Linked DNA regions of Homo sapiens: region 1 is linked to region 2. Evidence: chromatin contacts called from ENCODE Hi-C or POLR2A ChIA-PET data. All regions are on one chromosome and are shown on one strand. The core of a region is the stretch at or near the end of the contact, and the rest is flanking DNA. Distances in the headings are between cores, read along the strand shown.

The links. A loop is a pair of places that touch in the nucleus more often than their neighbours do. ChIA-PET counts read pairs that join two places held with the same protein, here RNA polymerase II (POLR2A). Pooled maps may share reads with other maps.
Region 1: a map with no recorded cell type shows a loop between it and region 2 (2.4-fold over the local background). The contact joins the promoter of LINC01627 here to the enhancer-like site in region 2. A Hi-C loop is called at or near these places in 5 of 168 maps with a recorded cell type or tissue (B cell, GM12878, OCI-LY7 and 2 more), 34 of 37 single-sample maps with no recorded cell type and 12 of 50 pooled maps. POLR2A ChIA-PET finds 5 or more read pairs at or near these places in 4 of 52 experiments (OCI-LY7, Panc1, T-cell and 1 more).

The regions. Positions count from the first base shown.
Region 1 is chr9:37,390,558-37,396,717 of GRCh38, reverse strand. LINC01627 (long intergenic non-protein coding RNA 1627) reads left to right here and starts at 1,924. Exons shown (of 3, transcript XR_002956875.2): 1 at 1,924-2,071; 2 at 5,632-5,795. LOC124902153 (a long non-coding RNA gene) reads right to left here. Exons shown (of 3, transcript XR_007061478.1): 3 at 306-1,496. RefSeq lists enhancers at 692-986, 5,501-5,550, 5,561-5,830.
Region 2 is chr9:37,299,957-37,306,005 of GRCh38, reverse strand. It overlaps ZCCHC7 (zinc finger CCHC-type containing 7), which reads right to left. Exons shown (of 9, transcript NM_032226.3): 3 at 3,775-3,818; 4 at 1,693-1,818; 5 at 292-462. Among named protein-coding and RNA genes, the nearest start is that of LINC01627, 92 kb to the left of the region's middle. RefSeq lists an enhancer at 3,465-3,514. Within about 2 kb of position 3,550, at least 5 of the 41 ENCODE cell types and tissues checked have a DNase peak (open chromatin) inside an H3K27ac peak, as active enhancers do; they include B cell, GM12878 and OCI-LY7, where a contact is called at or near this core.

The DNA of each region.
Region 1 (6,160 bases), core at 675-3,174, 92 kb before region 2:
ACGCCTGTAATCCCAGCACTTTGGGAGACCAAGGCAGGTGGATTACCTGAGGTCGGGAATTTGCGACCAGCCTGGCCAACATGGTGAAATCCCGTCTCTACTAAAAATACAAAAAATTAGCAGTGAGCGGTGGCGAGTGCCTGTAATCCCAGCTATTTGGGAGGCTGAGGCAGGAGAATCTCTTGAACCCAGGAGGCAGAGGTTGCAGTGAACCGAGATCGTGTCATTGCACTCCAGCCTGGGCAACAAGAGCAAAATTTCATCTCAAAAAAAAAAAAAAAAAAATGAAGGTTAAGATGTAGATTTTTTGTTATGTGTATTTTACCACAATTAGAAAAAAATGCTCTGAGGTTTTGTAGTTACCGGGCTGGGGCACCACCTAGAGAACGGTGCCCACTGGGCATGGAGGGCATAGAGCCCTGACTCCAGAATTCCTGGTGTGCCCCCAGCTGCCCTAAGGGGTCCTGGCCCATGCCTTCTCTTTGGGCCTCACCTGTCAAATGCTAAGCAGATCCATGGAATGGAAGATGTCCACGCTTCCTCCTGGCCCTGATGAGCTAAGATGAGAATTAGAACAAAAGCGTGTGCTTTTAAAAAAGTAGATAGAGAATTAAAAATACAATCAAAAATCACACTCACTATTCCAAGATTAAAAACATTCTTTAGAAACTGGGCTTATTAGATGACATACTTCCTGCATTGTGTGGGAGGGGAGGGGGCCGGGTCACCGGCGCTCTCCATAGGGGGCAAGCAGGTGAAATGATTATGAAATATGTCAAGAAAATGGTCCTTTTTTCTCGCCAGGAGATAAGGAAAGGTAATTTGGTCTGTCAGTCGCGCACACAGAAGACGTCATGGTCAACTGCATTAATACTGAATACTTTGTCCAGAGTCACAGAGCTCAAAGAAATTACAGAATCTTTCTCCTGTGAATTCTGGCACTACTCTCAGCAGGCCTTTTCCCACCTGAATTCACAAGAGAGATTAATAATAAAAGGCAGGGCTGACGGTGGGACCAGAGCTGCTTTTCCTGGGACCCCCTCCTCCAGCCCACCGGTTCAGCCTCATCTCTTGCCACACCCTCCCCGGTCCGGCTTCAGCCCAACTCAATCCCAGCTGTCCTGCTCTCTCTTCTTCCTACGGGCTCCTCTCCCATAGACGCCAGTCAAAGCCCACCTGCCCAAGCCACCTCCTCTGGGACATCTCTCTCCAGTCCCGATCACCTCCCGTCTGACTGACGCTCCCTCTGCCCCCACGTGCTCACACTTCTTTTTGCAGTTGTTGTGAGGATTGTGTGTCCCTATCTCCCTTCCCCAAACACCCCAGACCTCCCCGAAGGACAGACTTGCCCAGCTGGCCTCTCCCACGGTGTCCAGCCCAGGGTCTGGCACTTCGCAGTGGAAGGGGTGAGTTCACGAGGCGTCTACAAGCTTTCTCTCTTCTGATCTAATAAAAGGGTATCTGTGGTAGATTCTTTCTTTTCTGTATTTTTTGACCTGGCAGGGGTGAAGATGTGTGGTTAGGGTTGGGAGTAGACATTGGGATGCTCTCTAAACCCGTTGTGAAGCTGTTAAATTGCAAGAAACCATCTTCCTCTCCACCCTCCATTCCCACCCTATTCCCACAGGGTGAACAGGAAGCGCCCACTCAGAGCCCTTATTCCAAAGGTGGAAAAACCTCTTCCCTTTGCTGCTTTTGGGGACTCATCAGTCTCTGGAACAATTAAACCTCTTTCAATGCAGTTATATTCCCTCATGTAATAAGTACTGCATTATTTTTAGACTGTTTTACCCAATTAATTTTATTATCAGTTAATTATGTATTACCACCTTAAGAAAATGAATATTTGCCCAGTTGCTTAAGCTAAATCATTAAATATGTATGAATTCCTTTCTTTAAATGTACACCTGTTATCTTTTACAGATGCAGAAGACGTGTTTGGAGCCATCTGTGCCTCTGAAACAGACCCCCATACAAAAGTGCTGTCTTGGCCCTACGAGACAGCTCATGTGGGGCTGGGAGGCACCTGGGAAGTGAGGCCCACAAACATGTCAGAGATCTCGGCCTCAGCGTAAGTGGGAGGGCCACTGTCCTAAGCACCAGCTTGGCAGAATCTGGGGTGAGGGGAGGTGGGTAGAGCCCAGAGCCAAATGCATGAAGGTGCATGAATACAGAGCAGCCCCTGGAGGGTGATAGTTTAAGAAACAAACCTCGAGGCTGGGTGCAGTGGCTCACATCTGTAGCCCACAGATTTGGGGGCCAAGGTGGGAGGATCATTTGAGGCCAGAAGTTTGAGACCAAGCTGGGCAACATAGTGAGACCCTGTCTCTGCAAAACAAAACAAAAGAAACAAAATTTAGCGAGGCCTGATGGTGCACACCTGTAGTCCAAATTACTCAGGAGGCTGAGGTAGGAGGATCCCTTGAGCCCAGGAGGTAGAGCCTGCAGTGAGCCAAGATCATGCCACTGTACACTGCACTCCAGCTTGGGCAACAGAGTGAGATCCTATCTCAATAAAAAAAGAAAAGAAACAAATCTTGATTGAGGTGGGCATGGTGGCTAACATGTGTAACCCCAGCACTTTGGGAGGCCAAAGTGGGAGGATCTCTTGAGCCCAGGAGTTCAAGACCAGCCTGGGCAATAATGTAGTGAGACCCCCATCTCTAATTAAAAAAAATTAGTCAGGCATAGTGGCACACAACTGTAGTGCCAGCCACTTGGAAGGCTGAGGTGGGAGGATCTCCTGAGCTCAGGAGATTGAGGCTGCAGTGACCTATGATTGTGCCACTGCACTCTGAACTCAGCAACAGAGCAAGACCCTGTCTCAAACAAAATAAAACAAAAAAGAAACTCCTCCTGCTGCCTCTGGGTGATTGGGCGCAAAGCTCCACAGAGGTCAGCACGTCCGGTCCCTATGGGACCCAGACTCACTGTGTGTGACCTGGGGCCAGTCAGCAGACTTAAGCAGCCTCAGGCCCCTGGCCTGCCAAAATATTGAGATTACAGGCATAAGCCACAGTGCTCAGCTGAGAATTTTCTTTTCTTTTCTTTCTTTTTATTTTTGAGACAGGGTCTCTGTCTGTTGCCCAGGCTGGAGTGCAGTGGTGTGATCACGGCTCACTGCAACTTCCACCTCCTGGGCTCAAGGCGTCTTCTCACCTCAGCCTCTCGAGTAGCTGGGGCCGCAGGTGTGTGCCACTATGACCAACTAATTTTTTAATTTTTATTTTATTTTTAGTAGAGACAGGGTCTCCCTATGTTGCCAGTATGGTCTCAAATTCCTGAGCTCAGGTGATCCTCCCACACTGGCCTCCCAAAGTGTTGGGATTACAGGTGTGAGCCACCCACTCAGGTGAGAATTTTCTTAATAACAAATTAGATGAGACATCCCAATTGTTTGTTGTAGTGAGATTTGATTATAATTCACTCAATAAACACCTAAGCACTTTCTTGGTTGGGTACGGGGGAAACAGTGATAAATCAGATTTAGTCTCTACCCCAAGGATCTCCCACTCTGATGGGGAGACAAGCATGTGTGTAAGAATATAAATTGAATATTCAATTTATATTCTTATATTCAATTTATATTATCATAAATACACAGAGGGACTTGGGCCACAGTGTATATTTTTACAAGATTCCTGGAAGCATAGATTAGGGAGTGACTGGTTCTGTATAGGGAAATCAAGGAAGGCTTCTGAGAGGAGATGATGACTGAACAATTTACTTCATTCATCTGAAAAGACTGAGTACTGTGTAAGCGAAGGGGTGTCACTGTATATGGCAGCCCTGTTGAGTGGGCCTTAAAGGACTCTTGGTTGCAAGTGAGAGATACCTAACTCATTGTAGCTTAGGCAACCAAGGAATTCATTGGCTCCTGAAGTGTGGAAGTCTGAGGGGAAGCAGGCATAGCTGGATGCAGGGGCTCAAGCAGCCTTGTCAGTTCTCTCTCTCTCTCTCTCCCCCCGCCTCTCCCCACCCCCCCCATCTCTTGCCTCTCTGCTTCGCTTTCTTCTATGAGTTAGGAAAGATGGTGGTGGGCAGACAGATAGAGAACGTCCCAGCAAGACAGCTCTATCCAGGGGAGTCCTCCTTTCACCCAGGGACTAAAGTAACAATCCCAGAAAAGAATTCTTATTGGCTTCTTGAGTCACATGCCTGCCTCTGAACCAATCACGTGCCGAGGGGTGGGGCAGAGTGCTCCTCAGAGGGCCTGGGTTGGAGGAAGAAGCCACCAGGATTAACAGCCTCATGCTGTGGGAGGAGTGGTTCTCCCAAGGACGCTTGCAAACAAAATCATACATCCACTACAAAGGGCGGGAAAGACCTCTCCAGGCGACTCGGAAGGAGGTCTGTAACCCAAACATTGCCGAAAATGCTACTCCCAGGGTCTCTGCCATGCAGGATGCCATTATGACCAGTGACCCCTAAGCTACTGGGCAACCCTGCCCATGTCCAGCTGTGAGGACTGTTGACCTCTGAACTCAGCTGGGGAAGAGAAAAGAGGCACCCCCTTCCCACCTCTTCTCTAGGCTGTTAGAGCTCAAAGGGTGCTTGGAGTCCACCCATTTGTTCCATGGAGCTCTTTAAAAATAACAGCAAGAGCTCATGAACTAGAATGCACAAATTTTCTTTTGAAACCTCCTTTGCTCAGCCACAGACCATGGGAATTAAATTTGTGTAGTGCATTTAACAGACAATGAACATTGAGCGAGGTCACAAATACATGTTGGGATTACAAGACAAGACACCGAACAGAGACCAGCCATCATCCTCAGCCTTGTTATGATAGCTGCCTCATGTGCTGCCCGTGCCTGGATTCCCGAGTCTGACATCGCCCTCGTAGGTGCCGGACGGGCAGCCTCTCACGCCGTGACCCCTGCTCCTAGCACACCATTTCTAAAAGGTGGATCACCGCCGAGCAGTTAGAATGATATGGAACTGCTTTGTCTTTTTCTTATGCATTTAAAAATACTTTCAGGCCAGGCGTGGTTGCTCACGCCTATAATCCTAACAGTTTGGGAGGCCAAGGCAGAAGGATCGCTTGGGCCAAGTAGTTCAAGACTGGGCAACATGGTGAAACCCCATCTCTACAAATACAGAAAGAATAAAAAAAAATTAGCCAGGTATAGTAGTGCTTGCCTATAGCCCCAGCTACTTGGAAGGCTGAGGTGGAAGGATTGCTTGAGCCCAGGGAGGTCAAGGCTGCAGTGAGCCATGATTGCACCACTGCACTCCAGCCTGGGTGACACAGTGAGACCCTGTCTCAAAATAAATAGGCCAGGCACGAGGGCTCTCACCTGTAATCCCAGCACTTTGGGAGGCCAAGGTGGGAGAATCATTTGAGGTCAGGAATTCAAGACCAGCCTGGTTAACACAGTGCAATCCCATCTCCACTAAAAATACAAAAAATTAGCCAGGTGTGGTGGCACATGCCTGTAATCCCAGTTACTTGGGAGGCTGAGGCATGAGAATCACTTGAACCTGAGAGGCAGAGGTTGCAGTGAGCTGAGATCTCACCACTGCACTCCATCCTGGGCGACAGAGCAAGACTCTGTCTCAATCAATCAGTCAATCAATCAATAAAAATACTTTCAAGAAGGTGGTCACTGGCATCTTTTTGGCTTTTAGACCAGAGTGACATCATTTGAGAAAGACTGTTCTAGTCCAACCCTGCAGTTTTATAGATGGAGAAACTGAAGCCCAGAGACGGAAAGTGATACTGAAAGTGATTTCAACAGCTGGACTCAGAGTTGGTCTGAGACTCCTGGTCTGACACCTTTGAATTCGGTCAGGTGAGGAACTCGGGAAGGTCTGCAGGTGGCGCTGCTTCTAAAGGGCCTTCGGGACACTTGGGCTCAATTTTCTCACTTAACCTTGGGTTTCTGATTGAGAGTGGGAAACGCTGCTTTTCCTGATCTCAAAGGCGAAGGTTCCACCAAAGTTGTTCACACAAGTGTTATAAGAGAAAAATTTTAAACAAATTAAAATGTGGTACATCTTATTTAATGGTAATCTATGAAATGTACATCTATGAAAAACAGTATTGCTACCAAAAATGGCAGGTATGAAAATTAGGGATTACGGTAGATTAAGAGCAGTGATTGACACTACGATTACTGGCTTCCATGTATGCATGCCCTTGACCCTGAAATTTGTA
Region 2 (6,049 bases), core at 2,301-4,800:
TTTAACAAGCTTATAAAGAAAAAGGGCTAGAATGGGCTTAAAATATTTATTAATGCTATCTCTTGATGCTGTCTTCTGATTCAGTAGGCTCCTTACCCCTATATTATTTAGAGCACTGCTTTATATACATGTTCAGTGACAAAATGGACATGACTATATATATATATATATATCTCACGGAGTAAACATTCCTTTAGGTATGCTGACTGATAGTTATAAACTTGCACATTAATTACAAACTTGCACACTCCCTCCAAAGCCTGACAAATTAGTTATATGCAGGATACTCACATCTGTATAGTGGCCTAGCATATGACATCGGTCACACTGTTTATCCCAGGAATGTCTGAAAAGACATGAGTGGTCCAACATCTTAGGCACAGGACAGTATTCGCAAAGGGGGGCTGGACAGGAATACAGGAGATGTCCTCTCCTGGAGCACAGGAAGCAGCGACGAACTTTCTATGTGGCGAAAAAAACATAAAATCTCTTCAGTCTCAAAAGGTAGAAGATTAGTATTTGTTTTTCAATATAATCCCATAAAAAAATCTTTTCTAATTTGAGATCCCAATAAAGGTAGAATCCTGAGCACAACTGTAAAAATCAAACAAAATGTCCAAAACACTGTATGTATATTGTTTGCCAAAAAGGCTTAGTCTGTACATACTAGCAGCTGGCATATATTCCTTATGCCTCTTCTTATAGGAATATTGACAAAATGAAAGGTATGTAAGAGGGAAAGTAGAATGAGGAGGATATCTAGAAGCTAAGTCATAGGAGGAACAGATACAGAAGAAGCTGTTTTGACTGGAGAAGCAAGAACAAAAAAGGAGCATAAGAGGTGTCTGAACTATTTGAAAAGCAGTCATTTGGAAGAGGAAGGAGAAATGGAAGAAATGTTTGTTAAGAGCTAATTATCTGGTCAGGAAACGTCTAAGATCTTCAGTTCTGTGTTGTTCCAAAGGTTGATGTACCTGCTTAACGTAACTTACATTAATAAACATTTAAAAATGCCCCAAATTATAATTTTCTAACGATAAAAATTATCTCACATTGAAATAAGCTATCTTATGAAGTACAAGGTTTAGAAGTGAAAGGGGTCTCAGGAATCATCTGATTCAATCTTTTCATTTTATAGACAAGAAAACAAGAAGCACAGAGGGTTAAATGATTTGCCCATACAACTAGTAATGATAAGTTAAAATTGATTCCACATTTTTCTGACTCCAAATTTATTATTATTTCTCCGACACTAGGCTGTAAGCTACATGAAATTTAACACACATACTATAAAAAGATTTGAATTCTAAGGTTATAGGGTTTCACACTTGAGATTTTTTTTTTTTTTCTGAGACAGAGTTTCACTTTGTCACCCAGGCTGGAGTGCAATGGTGTGATCTCTGTTACCGCAAGCTCCATCTCCCGGGTTCACACCATTCTCCTGCCTCAGCCTCCCAAGTAGCTGGGACTACAGGCGCCCGCCATCACGCCCGGCTAATTTTTTGTATATTTTTGGTAGAGACGGGGTTTTTCACCATGTTAGCTAGGATGGTCTCAATCTCCTGACCTCATGATCCACCTGCCTCGGCTTCCCAAAGTGCTGGGATTACAGGCATGAGCCACCGTGCCCAGCCTCACCCTTGAGATTTTGAGTTTACAAATGTGGAAAGAAGCAAAGCATATTTCACGTACTCGTGGTAAGGGGCAGTTTTTTGATAAATGACCACGTTTGTCACAATTTCTACAGATAATGTTTTTGTTGGCTGAATAGTACCGCTGGGTCCATCTTCCAGGTGTTCGGTTATTAGCTATCTGGGCCTAAGGGAAAAAAAAATCAAGAATTAAAAAAATTGTTTCACTGCTAAATAAAAGCCATCTACTACTCTTGTTAAAGACAACTATAAGCAAATAAAGATACATCAAGCTTCAAGTCAGTTCCATTACCTTGATAAAGCAAGAGAATTATTAGTTATATCTGTTCAACTTAGAACCTAGCCACAGGGGAACTTTATGATCTCTCTTGTTCTCTTAAAAAGAGGTAGAGGTTGGGCGTGGTGGCTCATGCCTGTAATCCCAGCACTTTCGGAGGCCGAGGTGGGCGGATCACCCGAGGTCGGGAGTTCAAAACCAGCCTGACCAACATGGAGAAACCCCATCTCTACTAAAAATACAAAACTAGCTGGGCGTGGTGGCGCAGGTCTGTAATCCCAGCTACTTGGGAGGCTGAGGCAGGAGAATCGCTTGCGCCTGGGAGGCGGAGGATGTGGTGAGCCGAGATTGTGCCATTGTACTCCAGCCTGGGCAACAAGAGTGAAACTTCATCTCAAAAAAAAAAAAAAAAAAAAAAAAAGAGGTAGAAAAACATAAAAGGAGGTGCCATAAAGGTAACTCTACTGCTTTTTGTCTGCCCCTCCCGCCTGCTGAGTCTTTTATACTTCTCCATGTGATTTTTTTTTTTTAATCTTTCTCTACTTATGTTTCAGATCGAGCAGGGGTACTGACATGCATCACTTAGACACCGCGGTAGCATTCAGTCAAAGCCACTGCTGACTTCTTTTCTTTCTTTCTTTTTTTTTTTTTGAGACGGAGTTTCACTCTTTTGCCCAGGCTGGAGTGAAGTGGCGTGATCTCGACTCACTGCAACCTCTACCTCCCTGGGTTCAAGCGATTCTCCTGCCTCAGCCTTCCGAGTAGCTGGGACTACAGGCGCCCGCCACCACACCTGGCTAATTTTTGTATTTTCAGTAGAGAAGGAGTTTCGCCATGTTGCCCAGTCTGATTTCGAACTCCTGACCTCAGGTGATCCACCCACCTCAGCCTCCCAAAGTGTTGGGATTACAGGTGTGAGCCACCACGCCCGGCCAGCCACTGCTGATTTCTATAACTGAATGTACACCATGTTTTTCTGAATGGGAGGGCTACTTAAATTTTGAGTTAGGGAATGGTGTTTTTATGACTTTGTCTTTTGTAAAGTTAGTACAGCTACCCAATATATCCATTCTTTTGAACAGCACAGGGTTACTGCCTACAAGACTGGATGATAATAAAAGACTGATAATCCAGTCTTCCTTTATAGAAATAAAGGAATGAGATAATTTCTTTCCACTGGAATCCTTTTAAGATCCATTCTGCCTACAGAGTGACCCAATTCTAACTGTCCCATATTCTAATCTAAATCTAGGATCTTGTAAGAGAGTACCAACAATGCATATCATATGGAATATCTAAAGAGGAACTGTAAATCCCAACCATGCTTTAGCTTGTTTGGTAGAATTCCATCTTTAAAAAAGTTTTCATCTTTTATTTGTTATTTTGCTGAACTGGCCAAGTGGACCACATGTAAGTACAATCTAGCTATCTCCCAAAACCAAGTTATAAAATTATTCTCTTTTTGTAGCATCTGCCACAATTAAGGCTAATAATCGACAAAGACAAACACCTGCCACATCCTAAAAATAGACTAACCATTTCCTTACACTGAAGAAGCAGTTATTTCCGGTGTTGATCTTTTTAGTGGTACCAGGCCATATGGGCTGAGAGGACTCACCGCAGGAGAGAAACAGAAAGGGAAAGGGGACTGGATGATTACAGCTATTAACTCACTGACAAAACTCAAGGCTGAACCAAGTTTCTGAAGAGTTAAATCACTCATATGCTAAAATCAAATGTTTTCTTATAAGCCACTTAAACTTATTAATGTTCCAAAAGTTATCATAATAAACTATGAAGCAAAGGAAATTATTATTCTGAATTTTAAAAACAATTTGATTTTACCTCAATGTCTTTGTCACTGATGGACCAGTTTATACCATCTTCTCCTACAAAACAAATAAATTATTACTTAACCGTGGCACTTTTAAAGGACTTATAGATTGACAATAGATTACACAATTTATGAGTACTCAAATTGGACCCCAAAGGTACACTGAGAAATGTTGAATACCTGAAATTCCTATTTTGGCTCTGTTATTAATTATGTGGCCCTGGACAAATACTTAACCTCTCTGAGTCTCAGTTTTCTGACCTGTGAAATGGGATAATAGTATTTTCCCTGTCTGCCTAAAAAGTCCTGTGAGAATAAAATGAGGTATGTGAAAATACATTGAAAAGCATCAGACTACATACAAATATTAAAACAAAAAAAAATCAGTGAAGGGCCCAAAAATACAACAGCAGATGCAGAATGAAATCTTAACTTCTTTTATCTGACTAAAGCAGAGCTTTACTGAGGCAGCTGTCACAACCCTCTCACACCTCCAGGAGGATCCACAGGAGGGAGATGACTGACACTGGGCACTGAGACATAACAAAAAAATTGTGTAAATGAGATCTTTCTGTCCTTTGACTCCCTAAGCTACCCCCTCTTGTTAAGTTGGTATATAGCCCCTTACTTCTTGTTTTTTTTGGAGACAGGGTCTTGCTCTGTTGCCAAGACTGGAGTACAGTGGTACCATTTTGGCTCACTGCAACCTCCGCCTCCCAGGCTTAAGCAATCCTCCCACATCAGCCTCCTGAGTAGCTGGGACTACAGGAACTTGCCACCACGCTAGGCTAATTTTTATAATTTTTTTGGTAGAGACAGGGTTTCACCATGTCACCCAGGCTGGTCTCAAACTCCTGAGCTCAAGAGATCCACCCACTTCAGCCTCCCAAAGTGCTGGCATCTGTGGTGTGCCACAGCAAGAGGCATAACCCCTTACTTCTATAACCCTCTAAACTCTTCTTCAGAGTTACTGATATTGAGTGCTCCTTCAAGTGTGAATAAACCTTATCTTTTCTCCAGTTAACCTGTCCAGTATCAGTTAACTTGCAGGCCCACAATTTGAACTCAGCTTGGTAGAGGAAAAGTATTTCTACCAAATATGAGTATTAACTGTGTCCACTAGCTTTGCATTCTACATGACTTTCATTATAACAATAAAAAAATTAGACTCTGAATAATATCTCACTAATAGGGTTAGGTTCTTAGCACTGTATTTTATAACATCAAAAACAGCAAAATAAAAGAAAAAAAAGGAGGCCAAATATCCAGAAACCACTGATTAATCTAAAAATACAACTGTAAAAACCTAGTGGGGGAAATAATCTCCCACATTTTCTTGTATCAGCTATTTTCTTTTCTTTCCACTGTCCTTTCACAAACGTGCAAATGGCTGCTATTCCTTTGGTCCACCCATGGCCAAGGGGGAAGGGACCTATGACTAATGCAGAAACTAAAGTGTTGACAAAAGGACTGAAAGATCTTTTTCTCCCTTTAAAGCTAAGATTTCCTCTGTCCTCCTACCTTACTACTTTCCTCTATCTCAAAAACACAAATCAAGCTTGACTTGTTTCTTTGAAAGGCTTTTGAAGAGACATGAAGTAATCTACATTTTCCCAGGCCTACCAGGAGTAAGTGTCTAGAGATATATTTTTAAATAAAAAACTTTTCTAAGAAAACCATGAGGCTGCTTTACAAAAAGACCAATCCACAGGTATGCAGAGATGCTGTGCTGATGATTATTTTCTTTGTAACATTTGGAGGCTGTATCCATGTACTGAGAGTGAAGAATACATTAAATAGCAGCAGCTTCTATTCCTTCATCAACCATCCATGCTATTATTCTTTCATTCAAAGGATCCATGTATGAAGCATGCTTTGCTACAACTTTCAAAGCTGCTTTTTGTATCTCAATGTCTTTCATCATTAAAATTCAAAATGACCACTTGAAATTATGTTAACTATAAGACTGACTTAAAATTGTTCTTAAAAAATGAAATATAAAACCAATGAAATGCAAAATGGCAACTGTTACCACTCTCCAAATTTACACATAAACAGAAAACAGTAAAAAAGGAAGGTTTGAAGGAGGGAGATCGACTCTATTCAGATTGTTTTAACAATCCTGTGGGATTCAAAAATATTCTTGTGTACAGTTGTCCCTCAGTATATATGAGGGATTGGTTCCAAGACTACCCTGGTAGAACCAAATCCTTGCACACTCAAGTTCCCGTCAGCCCTGTGGAACCTGCACATATAAAAAGTTGGCCCTCTATATACGTGGGTTTC